2 separate regions of the Homo sapiens genome follow, and region 1 is linked to region 2. The links are chromatin contacts, found by Hi-C or POLR2A ChIA-PET in ENCODE. All regions are on one chromosome and are shown on one strand. The core of a region is the stretch at or near the end of the contact, and the rest is flanking DNA. Distances in the headings are between cores, read along the strand shown.

Evidence for each region. Hi-C counts contacts between places; a loop is a spot of excess contacts on that map. ChIA-PET counts read pairs that join two places held with the same protein, here RNA polymerase II (POLR2A). Pooled maps may share reads with other maps.
Region 1: a loop to region 2 is called in a map of heart right ventricle, with 5 times the contacts of the local background. The contact joins the promoter of MTCL2 here to the enhancer-like site in region 2. A Hi-C loop is called at or near these places in 46 of 168 maps with a recorded cell type or tissue (B cell, CD14-positive monocyte, GM12878 and 28 more), 27 of 37 single-sample maps with no recorded cell type and 40 of 50 pooled maps. POLR2A ChIA-PET finds 5 or more read pairs at or near these places in 39 of 52 experiments (A549, AG04449, AG04450 and 33 more).

What each region holds. Positions count from the first base shown.
Region 1 is chr20:36,861,252-36,866,830 of GRCh38, forward strand. MTCL2 (microtubule crosslinking factor 2) reads right to left here and starts at 2,287. Exons shown (of 15, transcript NM_080627.4): 1 at 1,407-2,287. The coding sequence starts at 2,093. RefSeq lists silencers at 1,887-2,036, 2,107-2,996.
Region 2 is chr20:36,824,259-36,830,029 of GRCh38, forward strand. MTCL2 (microtubule crosslinking factor 2) reads right to left here. Exons shown (of 15, transcript NM_080627.4): 3 at 4,796-4,954. Among named protein-coding and RNA genes, the nearest start is that of MTCL2, 36 kb to the right of the region's middle. RefSeq lists enhancers at 3,295-3,354, 3,855-3,964. Within about 2 kb of position 3,813, at least 6 of the 41 ENCODE cell types and tissues checked have a DNase peak (open chromatin) inside an H3K27ac peak, as active enhancers do; they include B cell, GM12878, heart left ventricle and 2 more, where a contact is called at or near this core.

The DNA.
Region 1 (5,579 bases), core at 1,037-3,536, 35 kb after region 2:
TCCTTACCACCGGCTTCTGAAGACTCAAAGAGCCGACTGAACTCCCAGTTGCCAACACCGAACCCGGCCCTTGGGAAGACATCCTCCCATTTAACGGATGAGGAGACTGAGGCCTGGCTTGGGGAAAGGTGTCTCTTGATTCAGACAGACCTTGTCCTTCCATACTACAAGCATTTACAGAACTCAGGCTGGAGAGCAGATCCCGGGGAAAATGGGGAGACAGAGACATAGTTGAGCAAGACACCAACACTCTAATGAGGGAGAAGCCCATTTGGTCAGAAGAGCCACAAGGAAAAGTTAAAACCTAAGTGCTGAGGGCAGACATAAACCAGCAGCATGCTGTGAGCTCCACAGCCAGGGGCACTCTGGGTGTTGTGCCAGGCCATCATCCACTGACAAGAGTCGGCAACATTTCAGCCTCCTCCAAAACCGTGCCCAGCCAGCGGCAGGAGAGCTCAGGAAGCTTCCAGCCTCCCAGGGAGAGGTCAACACGTGCAAGCTGGGCTGTCCCTAAAGCTGCCATGGCACCTGGAAGCGTGCAGATGGAGCCCGGCTGGCACCCAGTAGGTGCTCATGTCCACTGAAAAAGCAAAGGCAAAGCCTGCTGTCCGGGGGAAGCCCTAGGGTCCCCACATGGCCACAGGGAAGTCCTGTTCCAGGTGGGCAGTTGCCCTCCTCTCACTGCGAACATGGAAAGGCACTGGCCACGAGGGGCCAATGGGGCTGTTGTGTGCACAAGGTCTGCCCCAGGGAGGGCAAAAGACACTGTCCTGGGATTTAGGAAGCTGCCTCTGAACCGGTTCTCCCACGACATCATCCTCCAGGCTGTGGGACCGTTAGGCTGGGCGGAAGTGGACTCCAGCCAAGGGGATGTTCCCAGATGTCATGCTTTCAAACTGGACCCGCCCAGAAAGGCAGGCAGAGACAGGCCTGCGCCCGGGAAAGCCCTGGGTAACGACTCAGGATGGCATTCAGGCCTTTCCTGGGCAGGGGATGGCCACAGGTTTCCCTGGCGGCGGTGTCTATCAATCCCGTCCCAAGAAGGAGAGCCTGGGCGTGGAGGTTCTGGGCAGCTGAAGGCAGAGATCCATCCCTTCCCTGGCTACCCACCCCCACCTCAGCAACGCCTCCCAGAACGCTCCAAAGCTTTCTCAAGTCCCCGCTCCCAGGTTAGGGCCCTGTAGCCAGTTCCAAGGTCTTTTTCAGGAGCGCGCTTCCCAAATAAAGTTGAGAGGGGGCGGGGGGAATGAGGGAGCCCCAGATCCACCTCAGAGTGGTCCCCAGAGGGCTTGGGCCCCTTTCTCCGGATTGTTCAGTGGGAAGGAGGGCCGGCTGGTGCCTCAGGCCCGCGGGACTGTGACAGCCGGCGACCCCTGCGACCTCCCTTTCTACCCGGGCGCCCCCACCTTGAGATAGTCGTTCTCCGAGCGCAGCTCCTCCAGCTCCCGCACCAAGCCGCTGGGCCCGCAGTCCAGCATCTCCTCGGTGAGGTCGGAGAAGGCAAGCGAGGCGCTGAGCGGCAAGCGGCTGCTGCCCACCGACGACGCGGCCACCGACGGCTCGTCCGGGGAGGCGGGCGGCCGCGGGGGCTGCTGCGCGGAGGGCGCGGGCTGGGCCGGCTGCCCCGTACGGACCCCCGCCGGGCCCCCGGCCGCGGACTCGGCGTCGCTGCTCAGCGCCAGCTCCAGGCCCAGCAGGCGCGCCTCCTCCGACGCGCAGTCCGACACCTCCGAGCTGCTATCCGTGAGGCTGGGGGGCGGCGGTGGCGGTCGCGGCCCCGCACCCGAGCGCGGACGGCCCTTGGCACGGACCCCGGTGCGGACCCCGGCCACCCGCACACCCGCACCGCGCGCCCCGGGAGCCACTGCGCGCCCCTTCTTGTCCGGCCGTGAGGAGAACGCGGCGCTGCAGGCGACTGCTGAGCCCGGGCCTGGGCCGCGGCGGCCCTTAGCCAGCGACCAGCCGGCCACGTCTTTGGGCCGGGCCGGCGACGGCGCGCGGTGGCTCTTTTTCCTCTCCGGGGCAGGCGCGGGTGCAGGCGCGGGCTGGGGACCGCAGCCCCGGACCGGGGGCTCGGCCGCCGGCGCCTCCATCGCGGCCTCCCTCGGCCTCAGCGAGCTGCGCGCATGGCCCAGGCCCGCCCGGCCTCGACGTCCCTGGGGAGGGACCCGGCGCGGCTCCGGCCGCTGGGGCTGCGGCTGCTCTCGGCCCACCTCGGCCCCGACACCGCGTCCCCGTCCCAAGCCCCGCCGCGCGGTCTCTCCGCTGCTCTGGGCTCGGAGAGTGCGGCCCGACCGCCTCCAGGCGCCCCGGCTCCGGCTGCGGCTCCGCCCGGCGCCCGCCCCCTCGGCCTCGCCGCGCCCCCGGAGCGCGCCCGGGCCCCCGCCGCCCGCACGCCGATCGCTCCCTCGGGCTCCGAGTCCGGCTGCGGCCCGGGCCCCGGCTCCGCCCGGCGCAGCCCGCCCCCCGCGCAGCCCCGCCAGCTCCCCGCCCCGCCGCCTCGGCTCGGGGGCGCGCGGTTCCGCGAACAAAAGGCGGACGCGGCGGGAGCGGCAGGGAGGGACGCAGGCAGGGAGCGAGGGAGGGATCTGCGAGGCAACAGCGACCCCTTCGAGGGTCAGGCTGGCGCGGGCAGCCGCGGCCCGGGCTCCCTCCTCCTCCGCTCCGCCGCCTCCTCCCCTGCCCGCTCGGGGAAGGCACCCGGCGGAGGCGCCCCTGCGCCCGGCGTCCGGGCAGGGCCTGCGAGAGCGGCGGGAGCCGGGACTCCCGGGCCGAGGCCGGGCGGACCTCAGTTCGCAGGAACCCGCATCCATGCACGCCCAGCGCCTCGCCCCTCGCCCCGTGCCGAGCGTGCGCGAACTCCGCCCCCTTAGCCGGCATCGCCGGAGCCGCGATCCCATCGCACAGATGCGTAAACTGAAGCCTGGGGTGCACGCGCCAAGCTCACGGTCTAGGCGGCGCCGATGGGACCCAAAGCTCACACCTCCCGGGCGCGCTCGGGCTCCCCCTGCCTCGGCTTCCCTCTCCTGGCATAGGGACCGTGAAGCCCTGTGTGCATGCCTGGCTCGCGCACCTTGACCGGCGGATATTTCTCCCCATGCGCCCCCGACCCGGGTTTCAGGCTCTGTACGGCTAAAATGGAAGCGACCCGTAGCTAGGCGCGGTGGCTCATGCCTGTAATCCCAGCACTTTGGGAGGCCGAGGCGGGTGGATCACGAGGTCAGGAGTTCGAGACCAGCCTGACCAACATGATGAAACCCCGTCTCTACTAAAAATACACAAATTAGCCGGGCGTGGTAGCGCGTGCCTGTAATCCCAGCTACTCGGGAGGCTGAGGCAGGAGAATCGCTTGAACCCGGGAGGCGGAGGTTGCAGTGAGCCGAGGTCGCGCCACTGCACTCCAGTCTGGGTGGCAGAGCTAGACTCCATCTCAAAAAAATAAACAAATAAATAAAAACAAAAATAAAATGGAGGGGACCTATTACGAGATGTCAGCCTAGCGGATGCTTTGGAAGGCGGTTTTGGCCCCCGTGGGGGCTGGCATGGGCTGGGACGGTTGCCCTGACCCCACACGTCCCCACCAGGAGCAGTGCAGGAGGACTTGAGCTCTGATGGGCGTGTTTTCTTTCCTCCCGGGCGTCTGGGCGTCTCCTTGGCTCCTGGCCGTGTTGATTTTCCCATGTCTCTCACACCTTCCCCAGCCCCCACACCGCCTGGCCGCTACGCCCCCATCCCTGAGCCACCGCAGGGCAGAGCTGGATTGAGTGCTTTGCCCCACAGATGTACCCTCGTCCTTAGGGTGCCCCACACCCCTTGCCACCAGAAGGGCAGGGCTGTTTTTGCCCCTTTACAACCTCTTTCTCCTCCTGTTCTCTCCTCCCCCTCCCATTTATCCCCTGCTCTTTCTTCCTCCTTCTTCTCCCATCTTTCCCCTTCCTTTCCCCCCTCCTTTTCCAAGTCTTCCTTTTCCTCCTCTTTCCCCTCTTCTTCCTCCTGCCCATTTTCTCCTTCTTCTTCCTCCCCCAATTCCCTTCCTTCACCTCTGCACCTGCCTGTGACACAGCAGGCACCAGGTCCACTTCTTTGTCTCTGTCCCACCTCCCCCACACGCTGTGAATACACTCCTGGGGCATCCCCTCTCTCCAGAGGCATGACTTCATCTGGATCCAGGTGAGTGAGTGCTCCTCCACCCCAACGCTAGGTGCCCTCCATACGGCCAAGTGAGGAGCAGGCACTCAGCAGGCTCTTGGCAAACACTTCCGCAGGGGCATCCCCACCCCCTCCTAGCAAGACACCAGCTCCCCTCACGGCCCACTGACTGTCCACAAACCCTGTTTGCACAGGCGCCAGGTACACTGAGGGACGCAGTGGTGGGCATGTCAGTGCCTGAACTCATGGAGCACACAGTGTGTGTTGGGGGGGACCACAAAAGACTCAGCACAAACAGGGTGGCATGGCATGTGGGCAGGAGTGCTGGAGAAGGATGTGGGAGCCGCAGGCTAGTGACCCAGGGCAGGCCTTCCCACATTCCGGGCCTCAGAGTCCCCACCTGCTCTGGTCTAATGTAACAGATGACAGGGTCCATCCAGCTCAGATGCCCCTGGCTCTAGTAGGCTGCATCTAGTCTGGCACAGAAAGATGCTGTGAAGCTCTTGGAAAGTGTGTCCTCTCTCTGTGCTTCAGTTTCTGCCCCTGTGCAGAACATAGGTTTGGAGGTGTTGGGTGGTGTGAATGCAGGGACATAGCAGACCAGGCTGGCTCAGCCACTCCTGACACACCCTTGGTCACATCAGTGGTCCTGAGATTAGAGTGGCCTGCATCTCTCTTCTAGGGCAGGGATCTGAGTCCTGGCTCTACCACCTATCCTCTCTGGGCCCAACACTCATGGCTGGCCAGGGAGGGGCCTGTGGGTCCCACCTGCTCTGAGGTGCTTTGGATTTGGGGAGTCAAGAATCTACATTGTAGACCCAGGGAAGCCTTGAGAACAACAGGGCTCTGGTGGGGAGGGACTAGGTGGGGCTGACGTAGGGGCTGTGGACTCAGGGTCAGTTCAGACCAGGGATACCACAAAGGAGATAAGACTTGTTGAGAGTCCAGAACTGGCTACATTGTAGACGGGGTGACCGTCCTTGCGCCGGCACATCCTGCAGCTGTGTGATGCGTGGCCTCTTCCTGTGTGCCGGGCTCTGTGCTCCACATTTCAGTAAAGGATCTCCAAAAGGTGAAGATACTTCTTGTGACTGATTAATATTTTCCAAAGGGTATATCTCATCCCAATTGCTCTTCTTACAATGTGACACTGATGCTCCTCCAATTGAGCGGCACATGTGTGCGGCACGTGTGTGGGGGCACTGTGTGCCCCCACCTTGAATCTCAGCAGATCTTGTGACTGTCTCAACCAACAGAGTATGGCAGAAGTGTTCATCTGTGACTTCCAAGGTTAGGTCATAAAAAGCAACATGGATTCCACCCAGCTTGCTTCTCTCTCTCTTTCTCTCTCTCTGTCTCTCTGGCCACTCACCCACCATGATAGGAGGAAGCCCAGGCCTCATGGGGAGACCGCATGAAGGTGATCTAGC
Region 2 (5,771 bases), core at 2,563-5,062:
TAGTAGCCAAAACAACCCAGATAAATGGACAAATCTAATGTGGTCATATACCCACACAATGGATGATTACTCAGCCATAAAGAGGAATGAGGTCCTGCTACATTCTTCAACATGGATGGATAAACCTTGAAAACCTGATGCTAAGTAAAAGAGGCCAGTCACCAAAGACTCCATTTGGATGAAGCATCCAGAACAGGCAAATCCAGAGACAGAAAGCGGATGAGTGGTTGCTGGGGGCAAGAGGGAAAGGGGGAGTGGGGAGTGACTGTTCATAGGCATGAGGTTACTTTTTGGGGCCATGGAAATGTTCTGGAATTAGATAATGGTGACGCTACAAAACATCATGAATATACTAAAAATCACTAAATTATACACTTTTATTTTTTGTTGTTTTTATTTTAATTTTTTTTTTCAGACAGGGTCTCGCTCTGTCACCCAGGCTGGAGTACACTGGCGTGATCTTGGCTCACTGCAACCTCCGTTTCCCAGGCTCAAGCAATTCTCCCACCTCAACCTCTTGGGTAGCTGGAACCACAGGCTTGTGTCATCAGGTCCAGCTAATTTTTTAAATTTTTGTAGAGACAAGGGTCTCAATATATTGCCCAGGCTGGTCTCAAACTCCTGGGCTCAAGCAATCCTGCTGCCTCGGCCTCCCAAAGTGCTGTGTCTGGTCTGAATTGTACACTTTTTTTTTTTTTTGAGACAGAGTCTCGCTTTGTTGCCTAGGCTGGAGTGCAATGATGGGATGTCGGCTCACTGCAACCTCCAGCTCCCGGGTTCAAGCAATTCTCCTCCTATTTCAACCTCCCAGGTAGCTGGGATTACAGGCGCCCACCACCACACTTGGCTAATTTTTGTATTTGTAGTAGAAGTGGGGTTTCACCATGTTGGTCAGGCTGGTCTCGAACTCCTGACCTCAGGTGATCCACCCGCCTTGGCCTCCCAAAGTGCTGGGATTACAGGTGTGAGCCACTGTGCCCAGCCCAAACTGTACACTTTTAAATGGTGAGTTGTATGATATGGGAATTAAATCATGATTTTAAAATTGCCAACAAACAGTGGCACCTATAAAATAAGACAACCACACCATGTCCGTGGGAAGGCTGTTGGAGGGTTAAACAATGTGCTGGTGTGGTCAAGGCTTCTGTGGTGCCTGGCACAGAGTGAGGGCTCAAACACAGCAGCTATACCATAATAAATCACGTCAACACTCGTATTGGCTTTCTGCCTAAAACACAAGGAGGGGTGTGACACTGGAAGAGAGGGTAGCTGGGCAACAGTGCCACCGCAGCCCTCGGCCAGGGTCTGCCACCTCCCTTCTCTCTAGCGGAGAGCTGTCTCCATGGCAACCACATCAGCTCAGGCCAGGGGCTCCTGTTCCCAGCCGGGTGACAGCACCACCTCGGCAGCCTGTCAGGATGGCAACGGCAGATCTTGATGATGGGACTGAGGCTCTGGCAGAAGAATTGCTCAGGGACCCTCGTCTCCATAGAAACCATGTCAGGAAAGAGACGGAGGAGGGAGAGGATAAACAGCAAATAATAAACACAGGCTCCCGCCTCCTGTGCACAAGCCTGAGACACCACAGGGCACGCGAGGAGAGCTAGACCAGCCTCACTGACACCAGCTGCAAAAGGATGTGAACCAGTGTTTCTTGAGCACCTACTCTGTACCAGGCACCACAAAGGGCTCTTTACAAGCTTTACCTCTTTTAAAAATTTCACAAATAAATTCCAAATACTTTCTTTTCTTTTTTTTTTTTCTTTGAGACGGAGTCCCGTTCTGTCGCCCAGGCTGGAGTGCAGTGGCACAATCTCAGCTCACTGCAAGCTTCACCTCCGGGGTTCATGCCATTCTCCTGCCTCAGCCTCCTGAGTAGCTGGGACTACAGGTGCCCGCCATCACTCCTGGCTAATTTTTTTTTGTATTTTTAGTAGAGACGGGGTTTCACCGTGTTAGCCAGGATGGTCTTGATCTCCTGACCTCATGATCCGCCTGCCTTGGCTTCCCAAAGTGCTGGTCTTTTCTTTTCTGTTTCCCCCCTCCCCCTCCCCCTCCCCCTCTCCCTCCCCCTCCCCCTCTCCCTCCCCCTCCCCCCTCCCCCTCCCCCCTCCCTCTCCTTCTCCCTCTCCCTCTCGATGCAGGGTCTCACTCTATAGCCCAGGCTAGAGTCCAGTGGCACCATCATAGCTCACTGCAGCCTCAACCTCTTGGGCTCAAGTGATCCTCCCACCTCAACCTCCCTAGTAGCTGGGACTACAGGCATGCACAAAGATGCCTGGCTAAATTTCGTATTTTTTGTAGAGACGGGGTTTTGCCATGTTGCTCAGGCTGGTCTTGAACTCCTAGCCCCAACCAATCTGCCCACCTCTGCCTCCCAGAATGCTGGGGTTACAAGCATGAGCCACCACACCCAGCCTCATTCCTTCTTAAGGTTGAATAGTTTTCCATTATACATGTGTACTACACTTTGTTTATCCATTCCTCTGTTGATGAACATTTGGGTTGCTTCTACCCTCTGGCTATTGTGAGTTATGCTGCTATGAACACGGGTGTGTAAATATCTCTTTGAGTCTCTGCTTTCAATTCTTTTGGGATATACCTAGAAGTGAGATTGCTGGATCATATGATTGTTCTATGTTTAATTTTTGAGGAACTGCCATACTATCTTATTCTTTTTAATTTCTTCATAGTATTCTATGGCTACATAATCTTATTAATGATCCTAAACAACCTCATAGGCTGCGTACAGTTATCATCCTGCTTTATTTATTTATTTATTTATTTATTTATTTATTTATTTGAGATGGAGTTTCACTTTTGTCGCCCAGGCTGGAATGAATGCAGTGGCGCAATCTCGGCTCACTGCAACCTCCACCTCCCAGGTTCAAGAGATGCTCCTGCCTCAGCCTCCCAAGTACCTGGGATTACAGGTGCCCGCCACCACACCCAGCTAATTTTTTTTTGTATTTTTAGTAGACATGGGGTTTCGCCATGTTGGCCAGGCTGGTCTTGAACTCCTAACCTCAGGTGATCCACCCACCTCAGCCTCCCAAAGTGCTGGGATTACAGGCGTGAGCCACTGTGCCTGGACCCCCCTTTTTTTTTTTTTTTTTTTTTTTGGAGATAGGGTCTCACTCTGTCTCCCAGGCTGGAGTGCAGTGGTGCGATCTCACCTCACTGCAGCCTCCACTTCCTAAGTAGCTGGGACTACAGGCAGGCACCACCACACCTGGATAATTTTTGCATTCTTTATAGAGACAGAGTTTCACTATGTTGCCCAGGCTGGTCTCGAACTCCTAGGCTCAAGAGATCTGCCCACCTTGGCCTCCCAAAGTGCTGGGATTATAGGTGTGAGCCACCGTGCAGGCTTTGCTTGTTTGTTTGCTTGCTTATCCTGATGTCACAGATAAAGAAACTGAGACTTAGAGAGGGGAAGTGGCTTCAGGGTTCCAGCCACATCTCTGCTAAGGAGAGGCTGGGTGAACTCAGGCAAGCTGTTCCTCCTGAGCCTCAGTTTCATTACTTGTACCGTGACCTTAAGATGCTTTCAGAAATTGTCTCCCCTTTTCACTATCAAGGGTTGCAGCAGCAAGACGGTGTGAAGATGGTGCTCCGTGTTATGGGCCAGGCCATGGGGGTGGGCAGCTGAATGAAGGGAGGGGGCTAGCCACCCTTAGCAGCAAACGCCTCCTCTCCCTGCACACTGAGAGGGCATTGGCACATCACACCAACACACCCAGTGGGAAGGATGGCTGGAGGAATGTTCTGGCCTTGGGCTGTGGTGTCTCAGTCCAAGGACACTGGCAGGCTCGCCCTCGGGGGAGGAAGGCAGGCAGCGCCTGCAGCGAGGAGTGTGCCCTAGAAGAATGCACGATCCTCATATCTCATCAGCAGGCAGAGAGCTAAGGCCTGGCTCTGCCTCTAGGGCCAGAAGCCACCCCAGGCCATTTGGAACACAGAACCCTGGAATGGGGGGATTCCAGCCTTTAAGGGACACCTAGGCTGATGGTTTCTAGCCGGCATTCTGCAGAACCCCCTGAGCCCTGCATGGCCTTGAGGTTGTCCCTCCCTCTCTCTCAGGGGCTGTTTGCTCATCCACAAAATGGGCATGATCGCAACCTTGTTAGCATGAAAATGTTTGAGATAAACTGTCAAGCAGGGCGCATAACACACTGTATACCCAACACACAACAGGAGGAGAAGGTCTGCCAGGGGAGGAACTGGCATGAACAAACACAGACAGGAATGTGTCTCAGGGTCACATTCGGGAAGCACCAGTACCCCAGAGACACTGGCCTGAGACCCAGCCCCTGCACTGACTTCACACCAAATGGCAGGATCTCGCAGTCTCTTGCAGCCACTCCACATGCGTTATTCCTGTTGGTCCTCACAATGACTCAGGGCACCACTGCCCCATTGTATAGGTAAGGAAACTGAGGCACAGAGGGCTGAGCCCCATGCCTGACATTGTTGCATGTTTTCTCAGTTAATCCTCCCACAGCGGCTGTGGTTCTTTGATGAATGACTCTCTCTCTCATTACCCCGTGAGCTCCCTGAGGACAGGAACTGGGTGTGTTTTGTTCACCATTGTAACCTTAGTGTCCAGCACACAATTTACACAGTAGGTGCTCAGGAAATGCATGTTGGAGGAATGAATGAATAAACAACCTTGCCAGGGAGGCATAAGCTGCCCATTTCCCACAAGCGGGGGCTCACAGAGACACTGGCTTGGGGGGGCTTGCATGTGCCCACCTGCCCTAGGCTGGCCCTGCTGGATGCATGAGGTCCTCACCTCTCTCGGTCGCTCCAGCTCCGTCTGCAGCACCTGCTTAGCCAGCTCAGTCTCGATGAGCCGCTGACGAAGCTCTTCGTTCTCCTCCTCCAGCCGCGCCCGTTTCTTCTCCACCACCTCGAGCTCCTTATGCAGCCGCATGGAGATGTCCTTAGAGACCTGTGCAGGGGTGGGAGAGAGAAGGATGTGAGCAGGCTGAGGAGAGCCCCCACTGCAAGTCCCACTGACCACCCGACTTTCACAGCAGGGCAACCCTAGAGACAGGCAGGTTCCTATCGCATCACTGCCACGCTGCAGATGAGCAAACTGAGGCACAAAGAGACCAAGAAACTCATGAAGGAAGCAGTAGAACCAAAACCCAAACCTAGGTACCGCAAGCTCTCAGCATCTGTATCACAGCACAGCCCCAGAAAGCTGGGAAGACCCTGTTCTCAGGAATGCCTTTTCATTTACCTGAGGCTTTTTTTTTTTTTTTTTTTTTTGAGACAGGGTCTCACTATGTCTCCCAGGCTGGAGTGCAGTGGTGCAATCATGTCTCACTGCAGGCTTGAACTCCAGGGCTCAAGCAATCCTCTCACCTCAGCCTCCTGAGTAGCTGGGACTACAGGTATGCATAACCACAACTGGCTAATTTTTGCATTTTTATGTAGACACGGGGTCTCAGCCGGGCGCAGTGGCTCACACCTGTAATCCCAGCACTTTGGGAGGTCGAGACAGGTGGATCACCTCAGGTCAAGAGTTCGAGACCAGACTGGCCAACATGGTGAAACCCCATCTCTACTAAAAATACAAAAAATTAGCCAGGCGTGGTGGCAGGTGCCTGTAATCCCAGCACTTTGGGAGGCTGAAGCAGGAGAATTGCTTGAACCAGGGAGGCAGAGGCTGCGGTGAGCCAAAATCATGCCACTGCACTCCAGCCTGGGCAATAAGAGCAAAACTTTGTCTATAAATAAATAAATAAAAAGAAACGGGGTCT